Linked DNA regions of Homo sapiens: region 1 is linked to region 2. Evidence: read pairs that join two places in POLR2A ChIA-PET (ENCODE). Cell type or tissue: PC-9. All regions are shown on one strand. Links, peaks and the distances in the headings refer to the core of each region. The heading gives the core; the rest is flanking DNA. Region 1 overlaps USP11 (ubiquitin specific peptidase 11). Region 2 holds the start of CFP (complement factor properdin).

Region 1 (7,737 bases), core at 5,095-7,594, 380 kb after region 2:
GGCAGGAGAATGGCATGAACCCAGGAGGCAGAGCTTGCAGTGAGCCAAGATGGCACCATTGCACCCCAGCCTGGGCAATAGAGTGAGACTCCATCTCAAAAAAAAGAGTGATGTCACCAAAATGGAAGACTAGGAAGCTCCAGGCTCTGGCTCCTTAACAGAAACATCAAAAAGCAAACAGAATTGTTAGAGCTAACTGTGTCAGAGTGCTGGAAAATAGTTGATATGGTTTGGACTTGTGTCCCCGCTCAACTCTCATATAAATTGCAATCCCCATTGTTGGAGAAGTGGCCTGGTAGGTGACTGGATCATGGGGGCAGATTTCTCCCTTGCTCTTCTCACCATAGTGAGTTCTCATGACATCTGGTTGTTTAAAAGTGTGTGGCACCTCCCCACTTCACTCTCTTCCTCCTGCTTCAGGGCAGGTAAGACGTGCCTGCTTCCCCTTCACCTTCCACTGTGATTGTAAGTTTCCTAAGACCTCTCAGCCATACTTCCTGTACAGCCTGCAGAACCATGAGCCTTTTTTATAAATTACCCAGTCTCGGGTATTTCTTTATAAATTACCCAGTCTCAGGTATTTCTTTACAGCAGTGCGAGAACAGACAAATACAATGGTCAAAAGTTTACAGCAGGCCGAGCGCGGTGGCTCACGCCTGTAATCCCAGCACTTTGGGAGGCCCAGGTGGGCGGATCACGAGGTCAGGAGATCGAGACCATCCTGGCTAACATGGTGAAACCCCGTCTCTACTGAAAATACAAAAAATTATCCAGGCGTGGTTGCAGGCGCCTGTAGTCCCAGCTACTCGGGAGGCTGAGCCATGAGAAAGGCCTGAACCCGGGAGGCGGAGCTTGCAGTGAGCGGAGATCGCGCCACTGCACTGCAGCCTAGGCAACAGAGCGAGCCCCATCTCAAAAAAAAAAAAAAAAAAAAAAAGTTTACAGCAACTGTCCAACCAAGAAAAAGCCATCTTCAAAATGGGAGTATTGTGGCATTTTTACTTGCCCTTCCCCCACTGTCTGCCTGGCACGATGGCAGTCTTGATCAGTCTCAAAGCAGCTGCCTCATTCCCAGTTCCCTCCCTTGAACTGGAGGGAGCAGAGATCTTATCTGCAAATTGTTGTGTACGTGCTATTTGTCCACCTGTTCTCTATTTCTTTATTCTTGCCTTCTTCTGGATTATTATTCTTCATTCTATTCTCCCCGTTTGTTTGAAACTTACTATTTTTCTGTTCTTTAGTATGATATCCTTTTTTTCTTTGAGATGGAGTCTTGCTCTGTTGCCCAGGCTGGAGTGCAGTGGCGCAATCTCAGCTCACTGCAACCTCCGCCTCCTGGGTTCAAGCAATTCTCCTGCCTCAGCCTCCCAAGTGGCTGGGATTACAGGCATGTGCCACCATGCCTGGGTAATTTTTGTATTTTTAGTAGAGATGGGGTTTCGCCATGCTGGCCAGGCTGGTCTCGAACTCCTGACCTCAGGTGATCCACCCACCTCGGCCTCCCAAAGTGCTGGGATTACAGTCATGAGCCACTGCGCCTGGCCCTTACAGCCCATTCTCACCCAGCTCTTTATGCCTGCTTCCTTATCTGCAAAATGGGGTGATTGTAGTGCTTCAGTCATATGGTCTTCACGAGCCTTCGATGACAGCTTCTGAGTTCCTGGATCCAGTCATACCTGAAACTAGTATTTCTGTTCTTACTTTTGCTAAGTCAGTTTGAGCTGGGCTCCTCACAGCAACTGCCTTGACTTCTGCCTGTGTCAGCAGAGTGACTGGGAGGTTTGCGGGTGGCGATGCTGGGGCTGAGTGACCCTCACAGTGGGTCTGCCCAGACCCAGTGCAAAGGCAGAAGGCTGGGGGGAGTGTTGAGGCCCTGGCCATGAGAATGGCCTCTCAGCTGCCACCGATCAGGATTCCCCTCACCCATCAGTGTGAAGGGTTGGATGGCTTATTTATGTCCAAATTCCTGCGGCAGGTGTTCAGTGTCGTCTGGGGTGAGGTTGGAGGGAACCTGCCTGGTGTGGGAGCTGGGGTCATGATGGGAGAGGGGGCTGACTACAGGGGCCACACACAGACAGCACATTTGTCCTGGCAGGTTGGCTGGTCTGCCAAATGCATGTACCATCTCCAAAGGAGGTCTCAGGGGGACAAAATCTTCTCAGAGGACACTACTGGGGGTCTGTGAGGTGGTCTGGGGAATAGCATCCTTTTTTTGAGATGGGGTCTTGCTCTGTGGCCCAGACTGGAGTGCAGTGGCACGATCATAGATCACTGCAACCTCAACATCCAGGGCCCAAGTGATCCTCCTGCCTTGGCCTCCCAAAGTGTTGAGATAACAGGTGGCACCTGGCCTGAGAGGAGTATTTTTATGTCCCCAAACCACAAATTTGCCCACATGGATGCATCCGTCCCACGTGCTCCATTTCCACATTGCCTGTAGGGCAGCTCATGTCTGCAGATTGAGTAGCAGTCCTGGGTCCAGACAAGCCAAGCACCCACTCCAGGGACCGACTCGGGTAGCACATGAGGTATACTGACCTCCTGACAAGCCCTGAGCAATTCTGTGACCTCTGTACCTCAGTATCCCCATCCGAAACTGGAGATGACAACTCTTGCATGAGATTGTTGTGAGGATTACGTATCAATATTTGGAAAATATTTTGGAAAAAACTGGGCATGCCATTGGTGCTTGGAATCGTGCCTGGCACACAGAGGGTGCTTTCAAAGCACTTAGAACAGCAGTACCCAGCCCACAGCTGGTGCTCACTAACCACTCAGAGCTGCACCCATCACACATCTGGCCTTTGATAAGAACACAGAACACAGGCACAAAACTGGTGCTTAGTTAAGTCCATGGAGGAAAAAACCACACTGCTGAGTGGGGAGCAGACTGGTGCTTTATATATACACACACACAGCAGAAGGTACAGGGCCTCAATAAGAAAATACACTCTGTGTTCAGGTGAACCCCCATCACCACCCACGCAGAACACTCTGGGCTGAGGAGAGGGAAGGGCACGACCATAAATAAAGACTAGAAGGGAGGGTCACTGCTGGAAGGGCAAACACAGGCGGGGCGCGCACTGCTAGGAGGAGACACGACCTGTTCTTTCCCGGGAGAGAGCGATGCAGCGGCACAGGAGAACAGTAGCCACGACTAAGCCTGCAATGCCTGGCGGGGGCACCTAACACGAATAAGAGAAGCGGGGCGGACACGAGAAGCGAGATTGCAGAGAGGGCTTTTTTTTTTTTTTTTCTGTGGCAGGACCCAGGGCTCTCAATTAACATCCATGAACTCAGAGCTGGGTGGGGAGCTGCAGGCAGGGGAGGCTGGGGCGCCAGATGAGCCGGCCGGGGACAGCAGGCGTCGCGCCACGTCCTGGCGTTGGTAGAAGAGGACATAGGCTGCCTTGGACTGTGGGGAGAGGACAGGAGTCAGTGTGGATTGTGGGGGTGGGGAGGTGGAATCAGAAAGGAAGAAGGGGAGGAGGTAGGATGGAAGTCACACCTCGATCTGATTCTCATTGACAGGGGAGACGCTGTTGTCATCAAAGTAGTGCCACTGGCCGCTGTCCTTGTTGCAGGCAAATGTTGTGTCTGAAAGGGAAGGAGAGTTATCCTCGCCTACCCTTCCTGCCTCTCAGAAGTGTCCAGATTCACTCTTGTCACTCCTCCCACCACGATAACCTCACCACTGGCTCACATCCCTAGTCACTCACTGGGAAGGTCCTGATCGCCCCCCTGCCCAGAACCCCCAGGGCAGGCCCCACCCACAGCCTGGCACATACAGTGTCCATCACGCATGCCCCCATAATGGTTGGAAACCGCGATGAGGTCATATTTGTACAGCTCCGGATTCGACTCATTCTGTGGCTGGATGACAAACTCAGAGAAGTCCAGGTCCCTGTGGGTGGGGAGAGGGTTAATACTGGTACACCCCCTCCTTTCCCTGCCTTCCCCCAGCCATCCTCTCCCTGGCCCCTGACCGGATAGGAAACTCCACGAGGGTGTCCAGCTTCTCTCGGGAGAACTTGGTGTAGGAAAAGCGTTTCAGGTGGATGATGAGAATCTCCGGCAGCATCCACAGGTCCAGCTTCTTGGTTGCCAGCTGGTGCTGCTTGCAGGAAGGGCAGTACCTACAGACAGAGCCCGAGTCAGCAAACGGACTTTTTCTTTTTTTTTTTTTTGAGACAGAGAATCGCTCTGTTGCCCAGGCTGGAGTACAGTGGCGCGATCTCGGATCACTGCAGCCTCCACCTCCTGGGTTCAAGCGATTCTCCTGCCTCAGCCTCCCGAGTAGCTGGAATTACAGGCATGCACCACCATGCCCTGCTAATTTGTGTATTTTTAATAGAGACAGGGTTTCACCATGTTGGCCAGGCTGGCCTTGAATTCCTGACCTCAGGTGATCCACCCGTGTCGGCCTCCCAAGGTACTCGGATGACAGGCATGAGCCACAATGCCCAGCCAAAACAGACTTTTTCTGAGCACCTACTGTGCGCCCTTTGTACTGCCTCTCACGTGCCATGTCTGGCTCACAGAAACACTGCTCTTACTATTAGCCCATCTAGTATTCTAGTTTGCTCTGTTCCTGTTAAAATCCTTTCACTCACTCGTCAAGTGCTTACTATCTTTTGTATATGTGCTCATACTATTTTTTGTATTTTTGTTTGATTTCTGTTCCATGAGATGCTAGTCTTATTTTAGAGCCCACCTCTATCCTTCTAGTTTCCTCTCTTCGTATTTTAGTCATTCATTCACTCCCCAGTATTTATTGATTGCTTGTTTAACCCTTTGGAACTATTTTGTATTTCTGTTCCATTTCTGCTCCACGGACATGCTGCTCTTATTTCTGAGACTAGGGAGTGTGGTTTTGGTTCTCTTTTTGTTTATTCTGCAAGTGTCTACTGAGCATCAACCGAACACTCAACACTATTATAAACAGGTAGAAGCAACACACAGTGAACTTAAGTCTTCACCCTCGAGGAGTTGACTCTAACGAAGATGACAAATAACACAAAAGTGGATACAGGACATCACATCAAGTGGCATCGCTGAGCTAGAAAGTAATGCTTGGCTAGGAAGAAAAGAGCAGAGAGGGGATGGAGAGGGATGGTGGGGAAGGGTGATTTTTAACAGGGTAGTCAGAGGAGGTCTCTCTGATGAGGTCACATTTGATCGGAGACCTGAGCATCGTAAGGAGTGAAGTCCTGTAGATCACTGGGAACAACATTCCTGGAGAAGGAACAGCACAGGCCAAGGCTCTGGGGTAGGAGTCTGCTCAGGAGATTGGTGGCCAGGTTGGCAAGAAGGGTTTGAGTGTGGAGGAGGGAGGAGGAAGGTATACTTAAAGAGCTAAATATAGGCCAGGTGTGGTGGCTCACGCCTGTAATCCCAGCACTTTGGAAGGCCAAGGCGGGTGGATCATCTTTAGTCAGGAGTTCGAGACCAGCCTGGCCAACGTGGCAAAACCTGTTTCTACTAAAAATATAAAAATTAGCCAGGCATGGTAGTGGGTGCCTATAATCCCAGCTACTCAGGAGACTTAGGCAGGAGAACAGCTTGATCCTGGGAGGCAGAGGTTGCACTGAGCCGAGATTGTACCACTGCACTTCAGCCTGGGTTGACAGAGCCAGACTCTGTCTCAAAAAAAAAAAAAAAAAGCTAAATATAGTAGTTCCATCCAATGAAACCCCCACACACAGGCCCCGCTCTGGCCCCTCACCAGGGGTTTTCCTTCTCCAGGGTCTCCACAGTGGTGAAGAGCTCAATGCACTCCTGCAGCCGCACGGGAGCCTTCTTCATCACGTACCCGACGCAGTCATGCTTCACGTAGCCCTAGGATTGGGTGAACAGACAACCAGATGGCCGGCTGTGAGGACAGATGGAGAAATGGGGAGTGGGGGCCCAGCGGGGGAGACACACACTGAGTGGGTCAGAGCACCGACTTTGAAGCTAGGAACCTCAGGCCCTGGAGCTCTCAGTAGGTGTTCAGGCCCCAAGGCCAAGCTTGACCTGGATCTCTTGGCTCTGTTCCCAGCTAGAGGAGTTGTGGGGAGGATGTACGAAGAGTTGAGGGGCAAGAGCTGGAAGTACCCCCCATCCCTGGGATCTCATTTACCTCAGCCTCTACCTCGTCATAGTAACGCTTCTTCATCTCTGGCTCCCAGTCGATAGCAATGTACGGCTGGGCTGGGGGTGAGGGAGAGGTGGTCATGGATCCTGCTGCCAGGAAATCTCCCCTCCAGCCTCCCCAGCCCTCGCTGATAGCCAAAGGAAATACCATGGACTTCTTCAGGGGAGGTTGTGCGGTCGCTGGTCCCATTGGAGTTCACCGTCTGCAGGGTGAACAGCTGCTTGCGTCGTCGCCTTGGGGGCCACTGAGATGTGCCAAGGCAATTGTCCAGGAGGAACGGGCACCTGTTCGTGACTCCAGAGCTGGGCCCAGCCTGCTCTGGCTCAGGGTCTCGGAGGCTGCCCCCAGTTGAGGGCCCAGGGACGTCATCTTTATCCTCCTCGTCATCTTCTAGGACAGGAGGATGTCAGAGATGGGAAGGTGTGAGCCTCAAGTGCTAAGCTGCAATGCACACCTAGACGAACCCTACGTGGGTCAGACCTAACCCAGAGCCCCCGCCCACTGACTGTTAGCCCCCTCACCTTTCTCATCCCCATCGTCCTCATCATCTGAGTTGGGTTTGGTCACGTAGCGTCTGCAACAGAGCAGAGGAGACTCCCAAGACGGGTACAAGGACAGTGGGGATAGAGCCCGGGATTTTACTTAAGATAATGGGAAGCCATTGGTAGATCCACATGTAAACCGTTCTGAATCTGAGGTGTGAGAGGGCTGAAGGGGTGACGCGTAAATGCATGAAGAGGCCAAGGCTGTCAGCAGTGGCCTGAGAATGAAGGAACTTGTGTCCCAGTCAGAGGTGTGGAGTGTGATTAGCTGGGCGTGGTGGCGCGCGGCTGTAATTGCAGCTATTTGGGAGGCTGAGGCAGGAGAATCGCTTGAATCCGGGAGATGGAGGTTGCAGTGAGCCAAGATCATGTCACTACACTCCAGCCTGGGCAACAGAGCAAGACTCCATCTCAAAAAAAAAAAAAAAAAAAGGTATGGAGCGTGGACTTTTACTCTAATAAGCCACTGCTAGACAAGACACATACCGGCTGTAACTTCCCATCAGGGAAAGCCTCTGGGGAATGACTTTTGAATGCAAAATGAGGGGGGAGAATTCTGATAACACAATGCTTTGTGTGCCACAGTAAAGACTCTAGATTTTAGGCAAAATGAAAATTTGTCAGCAAAAAGACAAAAAAACCAAGACTCTCCCAGGAGGGACAACAGTCTCCAGGAGAGACAACTGAAGACAAGATGAAGTTGTCTGTTTTGTGCATCTTGTTCACCTCTGTATCCCTAGCACCCAAGACAGGCAGTAGCAAAGCCAGAGGTCTAGAGAAAGAAAAAACCCTACAAGTTCTTCTATGGCCATGTTAAGTTTGGACTGTCTTTTGTTTGTTACAGGGGAGGTGTCAAATAAGCAGCTAAACACCCAAGTCGGAGTTCAGACCCCTCCGCCCCCCACCCCCGGGGAAGAGGACACTTACGAGAGCCGGTACATCAGGACGTTATACAGGCCCTCCCAGGTGAAGCGGTCCCGGGGCACTGATACCAGGAGGGGGTGTCCAAAAAGCATCAGGCCGTAGTAGGAGTTGTTGTAGTCACGGGCAGGGGTGCGC
Region 2 (2,517 bases), core at 1-2,500:
AAATGGGGAGGGGAGAGTAGAGAAGGAGGCAGAGGGGACAGGGTGGGGTCAAAGCAGGATGCCCTCCCAGTTCCTCCTGCCTCTAGGTTCCTCTTTCCCTGCTGATTCCAGGAGCCTATCAACCCAGATAAAGCGGGACCTCCTCTCTGGTAGAGGTGCAGGGGGCAGTACTCAACATGATCACAGAGGGAGCGCAGGCCCCTCGATTGTTGCTGCCGCCGCTGCTCCTGCTGCTCACCCTGCCAGCCACAGGTGAGGGGGTGAGGGCCCAGCTGGCCCCAGGGGTGTCCAGGCCCACCACATCCCTGACCGAGCCCCACCCACCCATCCCCTGGCCCTGTTACAGGCTCAGACCCCGTGCTCTGCTTCACCCAGTATGAAGAATCCTCCGGCAAGTGCAAGGGCCTCCTGGGGGGTGGTGTCAGCGTGGAAGACTGCTGTCTCAACACTGCCTTTGCCTACCAGAAACGTAGTGGTGGGCTCTGTCAGCCTTGCAGGTTAGGGGGAGCCTGGGGTGGGGGATGGGGGGGAGGGAAGGACTGTCTGTGGGGGTCACCCAAAACTGGGCACTTTCTTTCTCTGGGACTTCCAAGGGTGGCCCTGAGGCCCTGATCGTGACCATACCTCAGGGTTTCTCAACCTTGTTACTATTGACATTTGGGGCTGGAAATTCTTGGCTGGGGGAGGGGATTGCTTACCTGTGTATTGTGGGATGTTTTGTAACACCCCTAGCCTTCCACTAGATGCCAGTAGCAATTCTCCCCACCAGCTGTGACAACCAAACATGTCAGCAGACATTGCCAAATGTCCCCTGGGGGTCAAAATCACCCCTGATTGAGAACCACTGACATAGCTCACACATATTGAGCACCTCCTGCACACTGGAAGCATTGCAGGTGGGGTGCAGCTTGGTATTTCCCTAATTTTGATGACAGCTCATGTTTATTGAGTGCTTACTGTATATGGACACACTGTGGGGGCGGGAAAGTTTGGGGAATTCAAAGGGCAGCTCTAGGCCCCTAATTATGATGACACTTCACATTCATTGAGCACTCCCTGTATACCAGCTGCATGGCAGGGTTGGGAGATGAGCTTGAGGATTTCTGAGGGTAGCTCTAGTCTCCTGATCATGATTTCCAGCTTGCATGGATTGAGCCCTTACCGTATGCCAGACCTGTTTTCTACTTGTTTACTATATATCCCAGATACACCGTGGGCATGGGGAGCTTGGGGATTTTTGAGGGCAGCTCTGGGCCCCAAGTCATGTCAACAGTTCATCACATCTATTTGGCATGAACAGCATACCTAGGGCTATGCAGTGGGTTGGGGATAGATCTGGGGTTATTTCTGAGGAGGCCTCTGAGGTCATAGGGATGATGGCTCAGGTTTATTAAGCACTTTCTATTTACCTACTACCGTGTAGTGTGGTGATCTGGTGGGTTTCTGACAGCAGCCCTTGGTTTCTAGTCCTTACCTTTGCTTACTGCGGACCTGGTGTTGGCCATGCAGCCTTCCAATGGTAACTCCAGATGCCTGATTGTGAAGGTAAATGACATTATCAAGCACTTATTGTATATCCACTGCTTCCCATCAGTATCCCAATATCCCTAAAAGGTAAGGACTTATCAATCCATCGCACACGCACTTGCCTAGCAACCCTTCGTGTCTGCCCACACTCTGGAGTCCCACATGCCATTCTTGTTAGCTCATGCCAGGATGGGATGTGTGTGCTCTTCTCCACAGGTCCCCACGATGGTCCCTGTGGTCCACATGGGCCCCCTGTTCGGTGACGTGCTCTGAGGGCTCCCAGCTGCGGTACCGGCGCTGTGTGGGCTGGAATGGGCAGTGCTCTGGAAAGGTGGCACCTGGGACCCTGGAGTGGCAGCTCCAGGCCTGTGAGGACCAGCAGTGCTGTCCTGGTGAGGAGGATGAGCAAGGCGGGCAAGCACTCCCTGTCACCCAGCACTGGTGGGAACGATCGGTACAGAGGTCCTCAGAGTGGGCCCGTCCCCAGTGTTTGTAAGGACCTAAGGAGGAGAGTGGTGGGAGGTGAGGTCAGAGAGGTGAGGAGGGTCCATTGCCTGGGGGCCACAGAGAGGACGTTGGCTTTTCATCTGAGTAATTTGGACTGTGGGCAGAGGAGGAACGTGATCTGACTGGGGTTGGGAGGAGAACAGACTGTGCACGGTGAGGGTGAGAGGGGAAGCGGAGGCACCCATGTGAAGGTTGCTGCGGCAGGCCCGGTGAGCGGGGATGGTGGGCCCAGAATGGTGGCAGAGGATATAAGGACAGGATTAGCTCATGTGGGGCACTCAAGGAAGCAAAGAGCCCTGAATGACACCCCACCTCCATCCCATTACCCTCTCTTCTCTCCCACAGAGATGGGCGGCTGGTCTGGCTGGGGGCCCTGGGAGCCTTGCTCTGTCACCTGCTCCAAAGGGACCCGGACCCGCAGGCGAGCCTGTAATCACCCTGCTCCCAAGTGTGGGGGCCACTGCCCAGGACAGGCACAGGAAT

What was found. Peaks named below come from ENCODE experiments on the same cell type or tissue, not always from the same donor. Only the 100,000 strongest peaks of a DNase experiment are listed, where the experiment ranks them.
Region 1: POLR2A ChIA-PET joins it to region 2 with 28 read pairs; 2 of 35 experiments call an interaction of 5 or more read pairs at or near these places.

Annotation. Positions count from the first base shown.
Region 1 is chrX:47,243,471-47,251,207 of GRCh38, reverse strand. USP11 (ubiquitin specific peptidase 11) reads right to left here. Exons shown (of 21, transcript NM_001371072.1): 13 at 7,606-7,737; 14 at 6,658-6,710; 15 at 6,284-6,526; 16 at 6,122-6,192; 17 at 5,726-5,838; 18 at 3,987-4,136; 19 at 3,789-3,904; 20 at 3,509-3,597; 21 at 2,880-3,415. The coding sequence ends at 3,278. Among named protein-coding and RNA genes, the nearest start is that of USP11, 14 kb to the right of the region's middle. In PC-9, for the core only: no CTCF peak of the experiment used is centred there; no DNase peak of the experiment used is centred there.
Region 2 is chrX:47,627,504-47,630,020 of GRCh38, reverse strand. CFP (complement factor properdin) reads left to right here and starts at 91. Exons shown (of 9, transcript NM_001145252.3): 1 at 91-252; 2 at 347-497; 3 at 1,744-1,919; 4 at 2,380-2,517. The coding sequence starts at 177. In PC-9, for the core only: a CTCF peak has its summit at 776 (motif pointing right); no DNase peak of the experiment used is centred there.